Regions from separate parts of the Homo sapiens genome. Here region 2 is linked to region 1. The links are chromatin loops, found by intact Hi-C in ENCODE. Cell type or tissue: transverse colon. All regions are shown on one strand. Each heading gives the region's core, and the rest is flanking DNA. Links, peaks and the distances in the headings are about the cores only.

What was found. Peaks named below come from ENCODE experiments on the same cell type or tissue, not always from the same donor. Only the 100,000 strongest peaks of a DNase experiment are listed, where the experiment ranks them.
Region 2: it touches region 1 in a loop (2.3-fold over the local background); 13 of 110 quality-filtered maps call a loop at or near these places.

Annotation. Positions count from the first base shown.
Region 1 is chr19:14,285,401-14,293,568 of GRCh38, reverse strand. No RefSeq gene overlaps it. Among named protein-coding and RNA genes, the nearest start is that of LINC01842, 44 kb to the left of the region's middle. In transverse colon, for the core only: a CTCF peak has its summit at 4,551 (motif pointing right); a DNase peak (open chromatin) is centred at 4,579.
Region 2 is chr19:14,196,438-14,204,605 of GRCh38, reverse strand. All of the region lies in intron 1 of ADGRL1 (adhesion G protein-coupled receptor L1), which reads left to right. Among named protein-coding and RNA genes, the nearest start is that of ADGRL1, 5.6 kb to the left of the region's middle. In transverse colon, for the core only: a CTCF peak has its summit at 4,211 (motif pointing left); a DNase peak (open chromatin) is centred at 4,225; H3K27ac peaks cover 729 bases.

The DNA.
Region 1 (8,168 bases), core at 3,219-5,718:
TCAGGCCTGACACCCATCCCATTCCCCCCTAAACCCAGAACGACATCCAACCTCATTCCGCAGCCCCTTCCCGACCTCGCCGCTCAGGCTATGATGGAAAGGTCCCTGGGAGTGGGGAGGAGGGCGAATTTAAACCCAGAGAGAGATCCTGTAGCCCAGTTCTCCTCGGTTCCCTAAACCTCCAGGAAAGCGGAGAAAGTCACATTGTGGTGGCAGCTGCAGGTTTTTTTTTTTTAATCTGTTAATAAAACGCAAGTGAATCAAATCCGCCCTAAGGGAAGGGGGGGGGGCGCGGCGAGGCAGGGGCCATGGTGTTTGCAGAAGTTGGAAATTTAATAAGAAGGAAAAATAAAAATAGCCACTGTGCTGGAGAGAGAGAGAGAGAAGGTTGGGAGAAGCAGGCAAGTGTGGGACTCCTGGCTGGGTGGAAACGTGCAGAGGGGGCTGGGGAAGGCGAGGGCACCCCTAGTCTGGAGGAGCAAGGGAGACACTGCTGGGGATACCAGGAGGGGAGTCTTTGGGGTGTCACCCAGAACAGTCCAGTTCCTTGGCAGATTTTTCACCAGCAATGAGCTGGGCACAGAGGTTGGGGTTTGGCCCTCTAAACACCTGGGTGTAGAGGTCCAGCCTCTGGTTACTTGGTCTTCACAGCGCCCCTCACCTTCTGAGCTACTCAAGAGATGGGGGACAGGAGCAGTACTGCCAAGAACAGTTGTGCAAGTTGCACACTGCACAAGCATACCAGACAGAAGCTAGAGCAGAAGCTGACGTCGTCTGTTCCCCTCACCACACATTGCATCTGCCCAGAGGAAGAGGTACCTTTTATTTATTTTATTTTATTTTATTTTATTTTATTTTATTTTATTTTATTTTATTTTATTTTATTTTATTTTTTGAGATGGAGTCTCACTGTTATTGCCTGGGCTGGAGTGCAATGGTGCGATCTTGGCTCACTGCAACCTCTGCCTCCCAGGTTCCAGCAATTCTCCTGCCTCAGCCTCCCGAGTAGCTGAGATTACAGGTGCCCGCCACCACGCCCAGCTAATTTTTGTATTTTTAATAGAGACGAGGTTTCACCATGTTGGCCAGGCTGGTCTCGAACTCCTGACCTCAGGTGAGCTGCCCACCTCAGCCTTTCAAAGTATTGGGATTACAGGCATGAGCCACGGCACCCAGCATGGAAGGGGTACCTTTTAAAGATCTACACAAGGCCGGGCGCCATGGCTCATGCCTGTAATCCCAGCACTTTGGGAGGCCAAGACAGAAGGATCACCCAGGACCTGAAGACCAGCCTAAGCAGCATAGGGAGGCCCCCATCTCTACAATAAATAAATAATGAGAAAATAAACACCTGGCTGGGCGTTGTGGCTCACGCCTGTAATCCCAATGCTTTGAGAGGCCCAGGCAGGCAGATTGCTTGAGCTCAGTTCAAGACCAGCTTGGGCAACATGGTGAATCCCTGTCTCTATGAAAAATACAAAAATTACCCAGGCATGGTGGCGCACAACTGTGGTCCCAGCTACTCAGGAGGCTGAGGTGGGAGGATCGCTGGAGTGGAGGCTGCAGTGAGCTGTGATCACGCCACTGCACACCAGCCTGTGTGACAGAGTGAGATCCAGCCTCAAAGAAAAAGGGAAAAGTCCACACAAAGTTGATAGTGAACCAGCTGCATCTCTGAACACATCCAGTGATACCCCCTCCACCCACCTCCAGGAAACCCAAGATTGCTGACCGGCCCAGCCAGAGCAGCTTTGAGCTGGCTGCAGCCTGTGGGGTCCTCTGGGAGCAGCTGAATGGAATTTGTTCATGCATTCACTCAACAAGTATTTACTGGGTGTTTATTTCATGCCAGGTGCCGTGCTGGGCAGTGAATGAATGAACCTTGCCCTGGGTTTAACACTCCAGTGGGATGAACAGACAAACCCCACAAGCACTGCATACGGTATGCAAAATGGGATGCATGCTATGGAGGGAAATACAGCTGGGAGGGGTGGGGGCGGGCAGGGGCCCTGGGTGCAATTTTTGCAAAGTCACCTCACTGAGGAGGGGACATTGCCGCAAACCCAGAAGCAGGCAAGGAGGAGTCACGTGGCTGGCTGAGGGAACAGCATTTTAGGCAGGGGGAACAGCCTGTGCAAAGCACTGAGACCTTGTTTTGTGAATTGAGTGCCTTGAAATATGCGTTGCTTGGCCCTAGTTAAGGTTCTGAAAGAGCCTTTAATTTTTTTTCCCCTAGACCTGGGTGGGGCGGCTCATGTCTGTAATCCTAACTACTCAAGAGGCTGAGGTGGAAGGATCGCTTAAATCCAGAAGGTTGAGGCTGCAGTGAGCCATGATCATACCACACGGCACTTCACCCTGGGTGACAGAGCAAGACTTTGTCTCAAAAACAAAAAACAAAAAAATCCAATTCTGGCCGGGCGCGGTGGCTCACGCCTGTAATCTCAGCACTTTGGGAGGCCGAGGCAGGTGGATCACAAGGTCAGGAGTTCAAGACCAGCCTGGCCAAGATGGTGAAACCCCGTCTCTACTAAAAATAAAAAAAAAATTAGCTGGGCATGGTGGCACGTGCCTGTAGTCCCAGCTACTCGGGAGGCTGAGGCAGGAGAATTCCTTGAACCTGGGAGGCGGAGGTTGCAGTGAGCCAAGATTGTGCACTGCACTCTAGCCTGGGTGACAGAGCGAGACTCCATCTCAAAAAAAAAAAAAATCCAATTCCAACCTATACAAGGCAGCAGCTGTGAGGTGACACAAGTATGAACCCCATTAAGTCCCCTCAAAAGCCAGAATCTTGGATTTCTTTCACAAGTGAATGACCCCCCCCCAATCTTGAAGGAAAATCATTCTAGCAGCAAATCCTAGACAGGACTTACTATCAGCCAGATATTGCCATCTGCCTTAACTGGTTTAATCCTGACAGTGAACCCCAATGATGTAGAAAATGTTACCACCATTTTTTTTTTTTAAATACGGAGTCTCGCTCTGTCCCCCAGGCTGGAGTGCAGTAGTGCAATCTCGGCTCACTGCAACCTCTGACTCCTGGGTTCAAGTGATTCTACTGCTTCAGCCTCCCAAGTAGCTGGGATTACAGGGGCACACCACCACACCTGGCTAATTTTTATATTTTTAGTAGAGATTTTTATATATTTGCCATGTTGGCCAGGCTGGTCTCGAAGTCCTGACCTCAGGTGATCTGCCTGCCGCAGCCTCCCAAAGTGCTGGGATTACAGGCATGAGCCACCATGCCCGGCTGTTATCACCATTTTACAGGTGGTGAAACCAAGACACAGAACAATGCAGTGGCTCCCACGTGTGGATAAGAAGTAGCTTGTGGATTTGAACCCAGGACACCTTGTCTGTGCATTGAGCCAGGCCGATCTGCACCCAGGCACCTGCCCAGGTAGATGCAGGGCCTGTGAGATTCTTCCAAGGCCTCCCATTTTGATGGGGTCCCCAGGCCTCCAGGCCTGCACTGGAGCTGGTCTGCTTCCAGGTGGAGCCAATGGAGGGTCCTGGTGCGGGGGAGTCGGCGTTGGCGGGTGATTGATGGTTTAATATCTCGCGCTGCGACCCGGGCCCCTCCTCGCCCACGCCTCTGCGGGCGGCCCCCAGTGAGAGGTGGAGATGGGATAATTCGGTTACCAAAAAGAGAATGAAAATTCCAGAGAGAGAAAGAGACAGAGAAAGAGGTGCAGACCAGGGAGTGAGCTGGGAGCTGATTTGGCAGGGCTGGGCTTGGATGGGAGGGAGGAGGCCGACTCTCAAATCCGGAATCCCTCTGGGGGCCTGGGGACTCACAGGTCCCAGCCGTCTTCAACTCCCATCTGACTTCCTGTCTTGAGAACAGAGACAGCAGATATGACAAGTGAGAGGTCACAGGCAGGGGCAAGGCCTCAGAGGAGAGGGAAGCATGTGGCCTCCGCCTGGGACAACTGCTGGCAGGTGAGGCCAAGGGGAGGTAGGGACTAGTGGAGTTGGGGTGGAGGGAACAGGAGACTCCAAGTTCCCAGCTCAGAGGCTTCTGGTCATCCTTGACTCGAGTCCTCTCTCTCTTTTTTTTTTTTTTTTAGATGGAGTCTTACTCTGTCTTCCAGGCTGGAGTGCAATGGCATAGTCTAGGCTCACTGCAACCTCCGCCTCCCGGGTTCGAGCAAGTCTGCTGTCTCAGCCTCCTGAGTAGCTGGGACTACAGGCGTGCAGCACCACACCTGGCTATTTTTTGTATTTTTGGTACAGACGGTGTTTCACTGTGTTGGCCAGGCTGGTCTCGAACTCCTGACCTCAAGTGATTCTCCCACCTTGGCCTCCCAAAGTGCTGGGATTACAGGCGTGAGCCACCGTGCCCCGCTGGAGTCCTCTCTTTTTTTCTCTTTCCATCCACGTTCAAACCTCGGACTTCATTTCTTCCCCACCTCCCCGGCCCTCACTTGGTCCAGCCCAGCATCCCTCACCTGGTCCAGCCCAGCATCCCTCACCTGGACTGTGCAGTTCCCTCTACCCTTGCTCAGGTCTCCAGCCTGGCCCTGAAGCCTGTTCCCTCCGCAGCCTCCAGAGGGCGCGAGCGAACACCTGATCAGGCCACGCCCCCTCCTCCCGCTCAGAACCGGGAAAGCTCCCACCTTGTGTTAATTTCCCATGGTTGCCGTCACTAGCTAGCATTTATTTAACGACGCAAATTATCCTACAGCTCTAGAGGTCAGAGATGTGGTTCAGGGTCTCACCTGCCTAAGACCAAGATGTCAGCAGGCTGCAGTCCTTTCTTGGAGGTTTTAGGGGATGATCTATTTTTTGCTCATTTAGGGGTGCAAGATTCAGTTCCCTGGGGTTGTAGAACTGAGGCCCTGTTTTCTTGCTGGTTGTCCATTCCCCGTTTCTAGAAGTTGCCTGCATTCCTTGGCTCGTGGGCCCTCCCTCCATTTTCAAAGCCAGCAATGACGAGTCAAGTCCTTCTCATATGACAGCCTTCAACTCCCCTCTGCCGCCCCCTTGCATTTTAAGGACTTGTGTGATTAGATGATCCAAGGTCATTTCCCTGTCTGAAGATCCTTAATTACCTAATCAGCAAAGTCCCTTTTGTTGCATGAGGTAGCAATTCACTAACCCTGCTTCTCAGGGCCTGGCTGTGTCCAAAGGAGTCTTTCTCCTTTAGACACTTTTAAGTGTCTGACCTGTCTTCTGCCTCTCCCTGGGCACCTGCTCCCTGCTCAGCCTGCCTCTCCCGCAATTCAAGCCAGTCATATGCTTGACACTCCTCCAGGAAGCCTCCCTGAAGTACCCATGTTTATCAACCCGCTGGAGCAGTTACCAGCCCCTTTCTCCTATCCTCCCCAGGCCATGAGATCTTGAAAGTTTAGGATGAGGAAGTAGATACCTTGGGAAGGAGGGCATTATTCTCCTTACCAACTGCCTCACTCAGAGCAAAACTCCAGTCCTCACGGAGGCCAGAAAACCCAGCTTTCTCCAAGCAGATGGGCCTCCTTACTGTTCTCCAAACTCACCAAAGACATCCTGCCTCAGGGCCTTTGCACAGGCTGTTCCCTCTGCCTGAGTCATCCTCCCCAGATATCCACATGGCTCCTCCCTCACCTCCTCCAGGTCTCCCTTCACTTGTGCCCCTCCCCAGGGAAGCCTTCTCTGATGCACACACACCCAATTTACAACATCCACAGACTCTTATTGCTTTTTTTTTTTTTTTTTTTTTGAGACGGGGTCTCGCGCTGTTGCTCAGGCTGGAGTGCAATGGCGTGCTCTCAGCTCACTGCAACCTCCACCTCCGAGTGCAAGTGATTCTCCTGCCTCAGCCTACCGAGTAGCTGGGATTACAGGCATGCTCCATGACACCTGGCTAATTTTTGTATTTTTAGTAGAGACAGGGTTTTGCCATGCTGACCAGGCTGGTTTTGAACTCCTAGCCTCAAGTGATCCGCCCGCCTCGGCCTACCAAAGTGCTGGGATTACAGGCCTGAGGCTGCTGTATTTTCTCCATTGCACTGGCTGCTTTTGGCTACAACACAGAATATTCATTCCTTGTTCATCTTGTCATCGCCCAGGTCTCCCACTGGAAAGTCAGCTCCAAAAGGGAAGTTCCTCCACACTGTTCCCTCCTGGCTCTGTATGCCGCCCCCTTCCCTGGCCCTTGGCATACAGCAGGTGCTCAATAAGTGTTAGGGCTGGGCGCAGTGGCTCACACCTGTAACTACCAGCACTTTGAGAGGCCAAGCGGACAGATTTGAGCCCAGGAGTTCAAGACCAGCCTGGCCAACATGGCAAAACCCCGTCTTTACTAAAAATACAAAAATTATCCAGGTGTGGTGATGCATGCCTGTAATCCCAACTATTCGAGAGGCTGAGAAATGAGAATTGCTTAAACCTGGGAGGCAGAGGCTGCAGTGAGCAGTGATCGTGCCACTGCACTCCAGCATGGGCGACAGAGCGAGACTGTGTCTCAAAAAATAATAATAATAAGTGTTTGTTGAGTGAATGGATGGCAGGCAGGCAGGGCCCCAGCCCAGAGGAGGATGGGGACCCAGTGGAAGGTGGGAGCGGCAGGTGGAGAGGGATTGGTGTGGAGATGGTAGAGAAAAAGACCTTCTAGAACAATCCTGGGGGTCAGGTGGTCCCTGTGATGAAATGAACCAGCATTGTGTGAATTCCGGTCAAGGGCTGATCTGTCATGATCTCTATAACATGCTTTTCACAGGGAAATGTGTCCCCCCTGCCCCGCAATCCCCTTGATAAAATCTTAGCCTTATGACTTTGTTCTCTGTTCATCTCAGATAACAGATGTTCCTGGAGTCGCCTTAGTCACAGGGCAGCTTGGCTTCAATTCAAAACAAGGAATGTCCAGACCCAAGCTGGGGCCTTGATTTAGACTTCAATCCTATTTCCTTCTACCTCTCCTCCATCCCCACCAGCGTCATGTTCTGGGGGTCTGGGTGGTGCTAGGGCCCCTTCCTTCTTGCTTTCCTCTCCTTTCCTTTCACGGCCAGGGCTGCAGCTCCAGGAGGGAATATAGTGTGTCAAATGGTGGCCCCCCAAAAGGATGTGTCCACACTCTGGCCCCTGCAACCTGTGAATGTGATGTTTTTATATTATTATTATTTTTTTTTTTTTGAGATGAAGTCTTGCTCTTGTCTCCCAACTGGAGTGCAGTGGCGCAATCAAGGCTCGCTGCAACTTCCGCCTCCCGGGTTCAAGCGATTCTCCTGCCTCAGCCTCCTGAGTAGCTGGGATTACAGGCGCCTGCCACCACGTCCGCCTAATTTTTGTATTTTTAGGAGAGACGGGCTTTCCCCATGTTGGCCAGGCTGGTCTCAAACTCCTGATCTCAGATGATCTGCCTGCCTCGGCCTCCCAAAGTGCTGGGATTACAGGCATGAGCCACCACGCCTGGCCAACTTATTTTTTTTTTAAAGACATGGTCTTGCTCTGTCACTCAGGGTGGCCAGAGAGCAATGGCATGATTTTGGCTCACTGCAGCCTCGACTTCCCAGGCTCAAGTGATCTTCCCACCTCAGCCTTCCAAGTAGCTGGGACCACAGGCACGCAACACCGTGCCTGGCTAATTTTTGTATTTTTTTGCAGAGAGAGATTCTTGCTATGTTTCCCGGGCTGGTCTCAAGGTCCTGGCCTTGAGCAATCCTCCCACCTCGGACTCCCAAAGTGCTGGGATTACAGGCACGAGCCACTGCGCCTGGCCTGAATGTGATCTTAGGTGGATAAACTGTAACTGTCATAGGCCCATTGTTTGAGGCACTGGGCAAGTCAACATGCTGAGATACCAGTTTGCAGCAGAGAAGGAGGTTTAATCATAGGGCCACAGATCGACGAGATGGGAGCAAATCTAAAATCCATCTCCTGGGTGGGTGTGGTGGCTCACACCTATAATCCCAGCACTTTGGGAGGCTGAGGTGGGCAGAGCACTTGAGGCCAGGAGTTTGAGACCAGCCTGGCCAACATGGCAAAACCCTGTCTCTACTAAAAATACAAAAATTAGCCGGGTGTGGTGGTGCGTGCCTGTAGTCCCAGCTACTTGGGAGGCTGAGGTGGGAGAATCAGTTGAACCTGGGAGATGAAGGTTGTAGTGAGCCAAGATCGCACCTCTGCACTCCAGCCTGGGTGACAGAGTGAGATTCTCTCAGAAAACAAACAAACTAAAATTAATAAAT
Region 2 (8,168 bases), core at 2,728-5,227, 88 kb after region 1:
GTGGGGCACACCTGAGGGTGAATGTCTATTCCGGGCCGTTGACCTCCATGCTGTTTGGGGACAGACCATTGGTTTCTGCTTCTCTCTCCAACACCCCAAGGGCTGGCATGAGTCTAACCTGACCCCAGACCCCACTCCTTCACCCTGGCTCACAGCCTGAAAGCTCCGTGCCCTCCACCTGCTCTCCAGGGCCTGGCCCCCTGAATTGATCAACCCCACGGAGGGTCCACACCCCTCATTCTCTTCTCCTGTCTGCCCCCGGCAGGGGACTCTGCGTGGGTCCCTGTCAGGCCCCAGCTTTGGGGGGCAGGTGACTTCTCCTTCCTCCCTGCTCCCCTCCCACTAATGCCAAATTTATTACTTAAAAGTAGGATGAAAACAGGGAGAATAAGAGAAGGATTACAACCTTCATTATCATATCGAGAAAATTATCCGTGATTTTCCTAACTAGCAATTTGTCTGCCATGCCGTTCAGAACTGACTTGCCCATTAATTACAGAGATGAAAAATCATCTGGAATTCGGAAAAGGGAACTAATTCCATGGCTGGCAGCGATCGCACCCGTGCACGGAGCCACATACGTGTGCGACATACGTGTGCGCTCACATGTGGGTCCCGGCCCTCCTGCTGGTCTTGCCACCATCTTCCTACCCAGCTTGGTGACCTCCCTCATGGCCCCGCTCGGTCCACCCCATGTGTGTGTGGCATCTGCTCTGGGACACCCCTGCAGGCCCTCTTTCTCTCCAAGGGGCGCCCATCTCAATCCCCACTTCTGGGCGCTTGCGTACCCCGTGATCACCCACGCTGATTCCTGCTCTTGGGGGTGTAGCTGGCGCCCAGGCTTGGGGAGGATGGGGAGCTGGGGACCAGCACACCTGGGCTGTGGAGCCTGCAGGGAGGGGGTGGAAGGGGGGGACTCGAAGCCCAGCTTCTATTCCCAGCCTGCCCAGGGGAGCCCTTTCTCCTGGGGGGCCTTGGAGGACCCTGTGGGCACGTTGGGGAGGAGCCTACAGGCGCCTCAGCTGCACGGGAGTGTGTTTGCATCCAGCAGTTTGGGCTCCTGGCGGGTGGCCTCTCCACCTGCATGTGAGGCTGTGTGACGCTTGCATCTCGGGGCGTCTGCGTCCTCCCTACCCTGCCAGGCTGGTGGCAGAGCATGTGTTGCTTCAGCCCCAGCGCAGGCATCTCGGTGGGGAGGGTGGCAGTGGGTGCCCCTCAAGAGGAACGGGAGGAGTGGGAGCACTGCCATCCCCGCCAGAGCATCGTCTTTGCCCTCCACCCCCTCCTTTCTCCCTGGCGAGACATGTGGCCAAGGACACACAAGGCTCTCGTTTCTGTGTGGGTTCCTCTCACGGATCTGATTTCCAGATGCCAGACACTTCCCCTCCTCCAGCCCCTCTGTGGGGAGGCAGGGGGAGGGGCTCCTGAGGCGGGGGTTCCCTGGGTCTGAAACCCTGACCCCAGTGACCCTGAAGGTGCCGTGGCAAGACAGACAGCTCCTCCCAGGCTGGGTTTGGGGCAAAGTGGTTGCTATTGGGCACCCTGATGGAAGGGGAGAGACGGGTCCTGGAGTGAGGTGGGAGGCCAAGTAGAAACATGGAGGGGGTCCCGGTGTCCCCAGAATCCAGATGTCTGTCTGTCTGTCTGCACCTGTGCATAGGTGTCCTCTGCCTGTGTGGCCTGGATGGTGATCTAGCCAAGGGTGCATGTGGCCACGTGACCATCAGACTCATCCGGTGTTCATAAAGGTCCCTCCTGTGCTGGTGTTTGTGTTTTGCAGAGGGGGTGGTCATGCTGGGGGAGGCAGGGCTGCAAGAAGGAGTAGCTGTCTGTGTGCACACATGGGGCTGTCTGCATCTTTTGTGCACCTGCAGTTGTGTGCTCAGGACTTCTTGGAGCAAGGCTGGGTGCACCTTGTCATGCAATCTGCACACACTTGCCTCCCCACCCAGCACCATGCAGGGGGCGCCATGGGGGGTGGTGGCCATGTCCTGTCCTCATGGAGCTCACACTCTAGCAACACATATGGGGTTTCCATCAAAGCTCTCCTATCAGCTGGGCGTGGTGGCTCATACCTGTAATCCCAGCACTTTGGGAGGCTGAGGCGGGTGGATCACCTGAGGTCAGGGGCTCGAGACCAGCCTGGCCAACATGGTGAAACCCCATCTCTACTACAAGTACAGAAATTAGCCAGGCGTGGTGGTGTGCACCTGTAGTCCCAGCTACCAGGGAGGCTGAGGCGGGAGGATTGCTTGAATCCAGGAGGCGGAGGTTGCAGCGAGCCGAGATTGTGCCACTGCACTCCAGCGTGGGCGACAGAGCGAGACTCATTCTCAATAAAAAAAAAAAACCCAAAACAAAAAAGCAAAACTCTCCTGTCATGTGAGTTGGGGAGAAGGCATGTGTGTCTTCTTTTCGAGGGTAGCCCCAAACTCTGACTGCAGTAGCCCACAGGCTTGGACTGTCCTGGGGTCTGGCCCTTCATGGTCTTTCTGGGCCATCTCCTCCCTCCTCGTTGCTCGTCCAGTGTGCTAAGTGTGATCCTACCCCGGGGCGTTTGCACTGGCTGTTCTGCCACGGAGGACCCTTCCCCAGATATTTTCGAGGCTTTTTCTCCCCCACCCTCTTGAAATATCACCTCCCCAGTAACGTTTACTCCCAGGCACCTTCTGCAAAGTCTCAGCTTCCCACACCCCTCCTGATGTTCAGTACAGCGGACGGCTTTTCACATAGTCTGTAATTTCCTGATGTTCTGCGCTTGTTTGTTTACTGTCTGTGTCTGTGAGGAGGATCCAAGCGCGCGAGGATGTTGTGATTTGCTTTGCTTTGGGAATCCCAGGTGTCAACAGTCATCACTGGCCCACAGTGTGCGTTCAAGAAGTCTTACCTGACCCAGGTGTGGTGACTCACACCTGTAAACCCAGAATGTTGGGAAGCCGAGGTGGGAGGATTGCTTGAGGACAAGAATTTGAGATCAGCCTGGGCAACATAGCAAGACTCGTTTCTAAAATTTTTTTTTTAATAGTTGGGCATCGTGAATATGTACCTGTAGTCTCAGCTGCTCAGGAGGCTGAGGTGGGAGGATGGCTTGAGCCCAGAGGTTTGAGGCTGCAGTGAGCTATGATTGCACAAGTGCACTCCAGCCTGGGCGACGAAGCAGGATCCTGACTCTTAAAAAAAAAAAAAAATGCCCCTGCCTTCACTGTCTCCTGTTCCAAAATTTGGGGGGAGATAAAAATTCAATAAATAGATGCCCAGGCCAAAAATAACCTTGCCCCCCCCCACCCCGCCAAAAAAAAAAAACAAAAAAACTCAGAATAGCCAGTGCCCCTCCCTCAGAGGCTAAAAATACCCTGCAGGTCACAAATGATCAGGTCAGGAAGCCAGATGGATTCTCCTTCTTATCCCTTGAGGAGGTGAGGGGTCCGGGGCTGGCTTTCCCAGACAGGATTTCCTAGACGATTTCCATTACTCCTGACTTCGGCACTGCATCATTCTCTGTGGGAGGCTGTCCTCTGTACTATAGGATGCTCAGAGGCCACCCTAGCCTCTTCCCGATGGATGTCAGTGACACCTCCAGCCCCACAGTCGTAACACCTCAGAAAGTCTCCAGACATTGCTAAACATACTGGGATCAGGGGCAGAATTGTCCTGGGTTGGCAGTGATGGCTGTAGAGTAGAGGTTGCCAGTGGGAAAAAGTGGCCCACGCCTGTAATCCCAGCACTTTGGGAGGCTGAGGCAGGAGGATCACTTGAGTCCAGGAGTTCAAGACCAGCCTGGGCGACAAAGCGAGACCCCCTTCTTTACAGAATACAAAATTTAAAAATTAGTTGGGCATGGTGCCGCACGCCTGTCGTCCCAGCTACCCGGGAGGCTGAGGCAGGAGGATCACTTGAGCTGGGAGGTCAAGGCTGCAGTGAGCTGTGATCGCGCCACTGCATTCCAGCCTGGGCAACAGAGCAAGACCCTGTCTCAAAAAAATATATACGTAAATAAAATAGAGTAGAGGTTGGCTGACTTTTCTGTAGAAAGCCCGATGGTAAATCCTGCAAGCTTTGCGGGCCGCAGACGGGTTCTGTGGCCTGTTCTCTTTTCTCTTCTTCTCTTCAGTCCTTTAAAAATGTAAACACCATTCTTAGCTCACCAGCTGTACAAAGGCAGGCGGGGGCCTGACCATGGTTGGCCGACCCTGCCCCAGAACGCCCCCTAGTGGCTTCTGGGAGTGAAGGCTGGGCAGAGGGGCGGCCCCATTTGGGGAGCAGTTGTGTGTTTAAAGTACAAGGCGAGTCCTGCACAGTCTGTTCCCGGCACCTCCCTGCTCTCACCTCCTCCCACTCTCCTCACCAGCTCACAACCCGCTTCCTCGATGCAGCTGCCACCGTTATTCAAACATATAGGCACGGTCCAGCCCCAGGGCCTTTGCACGGGCTGTGACCCTGCCCAGGATGCTCTTCTAACTCTCCTGAACTGAACACCTGCGTGCTCCTCTCTCAAATTCACAGGGGTTTGCTGAAATGTCATCTTCTCCAGGGGAGATGGCCTTTCCTGATCATCCTGTTGAAAATTGCAACAGCCGGGCACAGTGGCTCATGCCTGTAATCCCAGCACTTTGGAAGGCCGAGGTGGGTGGATCACCTGAGATCAGGAGATCGAGACCAGCCTGACCAACATGGTGAAACCCTGTCTCTACTAAAAATACAAAAATTAGCTGGGTGTGGTGGTGAGTGCCTGTAGTCCCAGCTAATCAGGAGTCTGAGTCAGGAGAATCGCTTGAACCTGGGAGGCAGAGGTTGCAGTGAGCCAAGATCACGCCATTGCACTCCAGCCTGGATGACAGAGCAAGACTCTGTCTCAAATAAATAAATAAAATAAAATAAAATTGCAACAGCCGGGCACAGTAGCTCGTGCCTGTAATCCCAGCACTTTGGGAGGATGAGGCGGGAGGATCGCTTGAGTTTGAGACCAGCCTGGGAAACATAACGAGGCCCCCATTTCTACAAAAAAATTAAAAATTAGCTGGGCACGGTGGCACACGCCCTGTGGTCCCAGCTACTTGGGAGGCTGAGGCAGGAGGATCCCTTGAGCTCAGAGGCTGTGGTGAGCTATGATCCCACCACTGCACTCCAACCTGGGCAACAGAGTAAGACCCTGTCTCTAAAAATACGATTAAAAAAAAAAACACACACACTCCCAAACCCACACACACTCATAGCCACTTTTCCTGGCTTTATCTTCTTTCACAACACTGGTACGCTATAGAATCGACTTTTTTGTACCCAGCCCCTCAGTGTCTGGCACATAGAAGATGCTCCAAAAAAGATGTGTGGAATTGCCGAAAATTATTTCTAACCCCCACAGCCACCCTGGGAGGCTCTCGTTCCCCAGCTCCCCCGTGGAGAGACAGAATTGAGAGGAGTGACGTGGGTGTCCTGTCGTGCTGACATGACGGCGCACAGCCTGGATTTGAACCTGCAACTTAAGGGCGCTATGCCGGAGGCCTCTTCTCTCCTGCCCTGCTAGGCACCATGCCCCTGTCTCCTGGTCTTACCCTGCCCCTTACCTGCCAGCATCTGATGAGGCAGGGGGATCCCGCCTCTGTGCCCTCTGCTCGGGCCCTAGCTTCTAGAACTCTTTTCAGCTCTGCTCTGCTGAGCTCAGAGTGCAAAGGTTGGGGCTGGACAGTGAACACTTTGGAGTGGAAACAGACCACAGGCCACTGTGGTGTGGACGTGCCATGATGGTGAGCGCAACAGAGTTGCAAGTCAGGGAAGGCTTCCCGGAGGAGGGGGCTTCCCAGCTGCAACCTGGAGGGGGAGGAGGGGTATGGTGGAGGGGAAGGAGCATCTGTGAGAGAGAGGGGCTGCCCTGAGGTCAGACAGAAGATGGTGGCTCAAAGGGGAGGAAGGAGAAATGTTTCACAACTGCATGTGGAGAGAAGCTGGAGGCTGCTGGCTGGACTTGTGACTGTGGGGCTGCCAGGGCCTGTGGCAGGGGTGGGGGTAGAGGTAGGGGGTTTGCGTCAGGATCCAGATGGCAGGGTGAGAATGTTTAGCATGAGCTCCCTCTAGCTGCTACGTGGGAGAGAGCCATAGTTGGCAGGAAGGGAGGCCAGGAGGCCAGAAGGGAGGCCAGGAGGCAACCAGCAAGGTGGGGGCCAGAAGCAGCCAGTGCTTGGTGGAAGCTTCAGGTTTCTGGCTTTGACAGCCCTGTGGACAAAAGGCAAGGGACAGGTGGGGTAGAGAGTACCCTCCACTCCCAGCAACCCTCCCCACACACAGTCTGATCTCCACCTCTGCGGCCAGAGGACACCTGTGAACACCCGAGCCAGATCCCATCCCTCTGTTCAGGATTCCCGATGGCTCCCACCTCTCTAGAAAGCCAAAGTCCTCCCTGAGGTCCACAAGGCCCTGTATGGCCTCTGTGACCCCCCTCCCCAGCCGCCCTCACCTCCTTCCACTCTTCCCCTTGCTTGCAGGGCCCCAGCCACATCTCAGCACATTCCTACCCCAGGACCTTTGCACGTGCTGTTTCCTCTGCCCAGAATGCTCTTTGCACAGGTACCTAGATGGCTCACCTCCTCAAGACCTCTGCCGAAATGTCACTTTTTAGGGGAGGCATTTCCTGGCCACCCTGTCTACAGTTGCACCTACATGTATACCCCCTGTCAAGCACACCTTCCTCCATTGCACTTGTGACCAGTTGGGAACTCGGTAAACATCCACTGAATAGATGATCTGCTTTTTGGGTCTATTTCATCTTCATTCATTAAACAAATGAATAAGCATCCACTCCTTGCCCAGGGTTGGGTATGCAACAAGAGCCAGCCCAACCCACAATGGTACTTTCCCGTCAGAGTCCCTCGATGGTGGGGAAGACAGACATTTAACAGCTGAGCCCAAGTCCAGTTAGGGGAGCAAAACACAGAGACCCTGTGTGCTGTGAGAGTGGATATGAGAGATACGAATGCTGTCCTCTGGGCAGAGCCCTTTGGAGGGAGAGCAGAATAAGGAACTGTGTGTGAGAGAGAGACAGACGCTGAGTAGAAGTGATGGGAAGGTGGCAGGACAGCAGGGCCTGAGATGCCATGTTAGAGCATCACAGGCAATAGGGAGCCATGGAGGGTTGTAGGCAGGGAGGGGTGTAATTGGATTTCCATTTTGCAAAGATCGTTCTGACCTCAGGGTAGAGACTGGATGGGACGGGGTGGCAGATAGATGGGGAGATGAGGGAGAAGGTGTTGGGGGCGGGGGCAGGGAATTTTTTGAACGACCCCTACCCCTCTGCAGTCCAGTGCTGCTTGGTGGCCGGGGTGACCTTTATTTTATTTTATTTAGAGACGGAGTCTTGTTTTGTCACCCAGGCTGGAGTGCAGTGGCATGATCATAGCTCACTGCAGCCTTGACTTTTTGGGCTTGAATGACCCTGCTGCCTCAGCCTCCCGAGTAGCCAGGACCACAGGTGTGTGCCACCATGCCTGGCTAATTTTTAAATTTTTGTAGAGACAGGATCTCACTGTGTTGCCCAGGCTGGTCTCAAACTCCTGGACACAAGCAATTCTGCATTGGTCTCCCAAAGTGCTAGGATTACAGGCATGAGCCACTGTGCCCAGCTCCAGGGTGACCTTTAAAAGGTTCTTCGTTGAACAATTATATTTCAGCTTCCTGCTTGTGCCAGGCGCTGTGCTGAGTGTAGTATGCAAACCCCACCCTGCAGAGCCAGCATCTAGTAGCAGAGAGTTCATAAGCAAATAAAATGCATGGCGTGCTGGTGATAGGTATGGAGAAATCAAGTCAGGACATGGTGTAGGAGTGTGGGGGCCAGCAGGACCTTGCTGAACTAGTGATGTTTGAGGAAAGACCAAAAGGAAGATGCAGGAGGAGCTGTGAGGGGATCTGGGGAAGAGAGAAACAGCCCGTGAAGAGGCCCTAAGGCAGAACAGTGCCTGGTGTTTCACATTGTACAGGGCTTGTTTGTTTTTTGTTTTTGAGATGGGGTCTTGCTCTGTTGCCCAAGCTAGAGTGCAGTGGCATAATCTCAGCTCACTGCAACCTCCACCACCCGGGCTCAAGAGATCCTCCCACCTAAGCCTCCCGAGGAGCTGGGATCACAGGCGTGTGCCACTATGCCTGGCTAACTTTTTGTATTTTTGGCAGAGACAAGGTTTCAC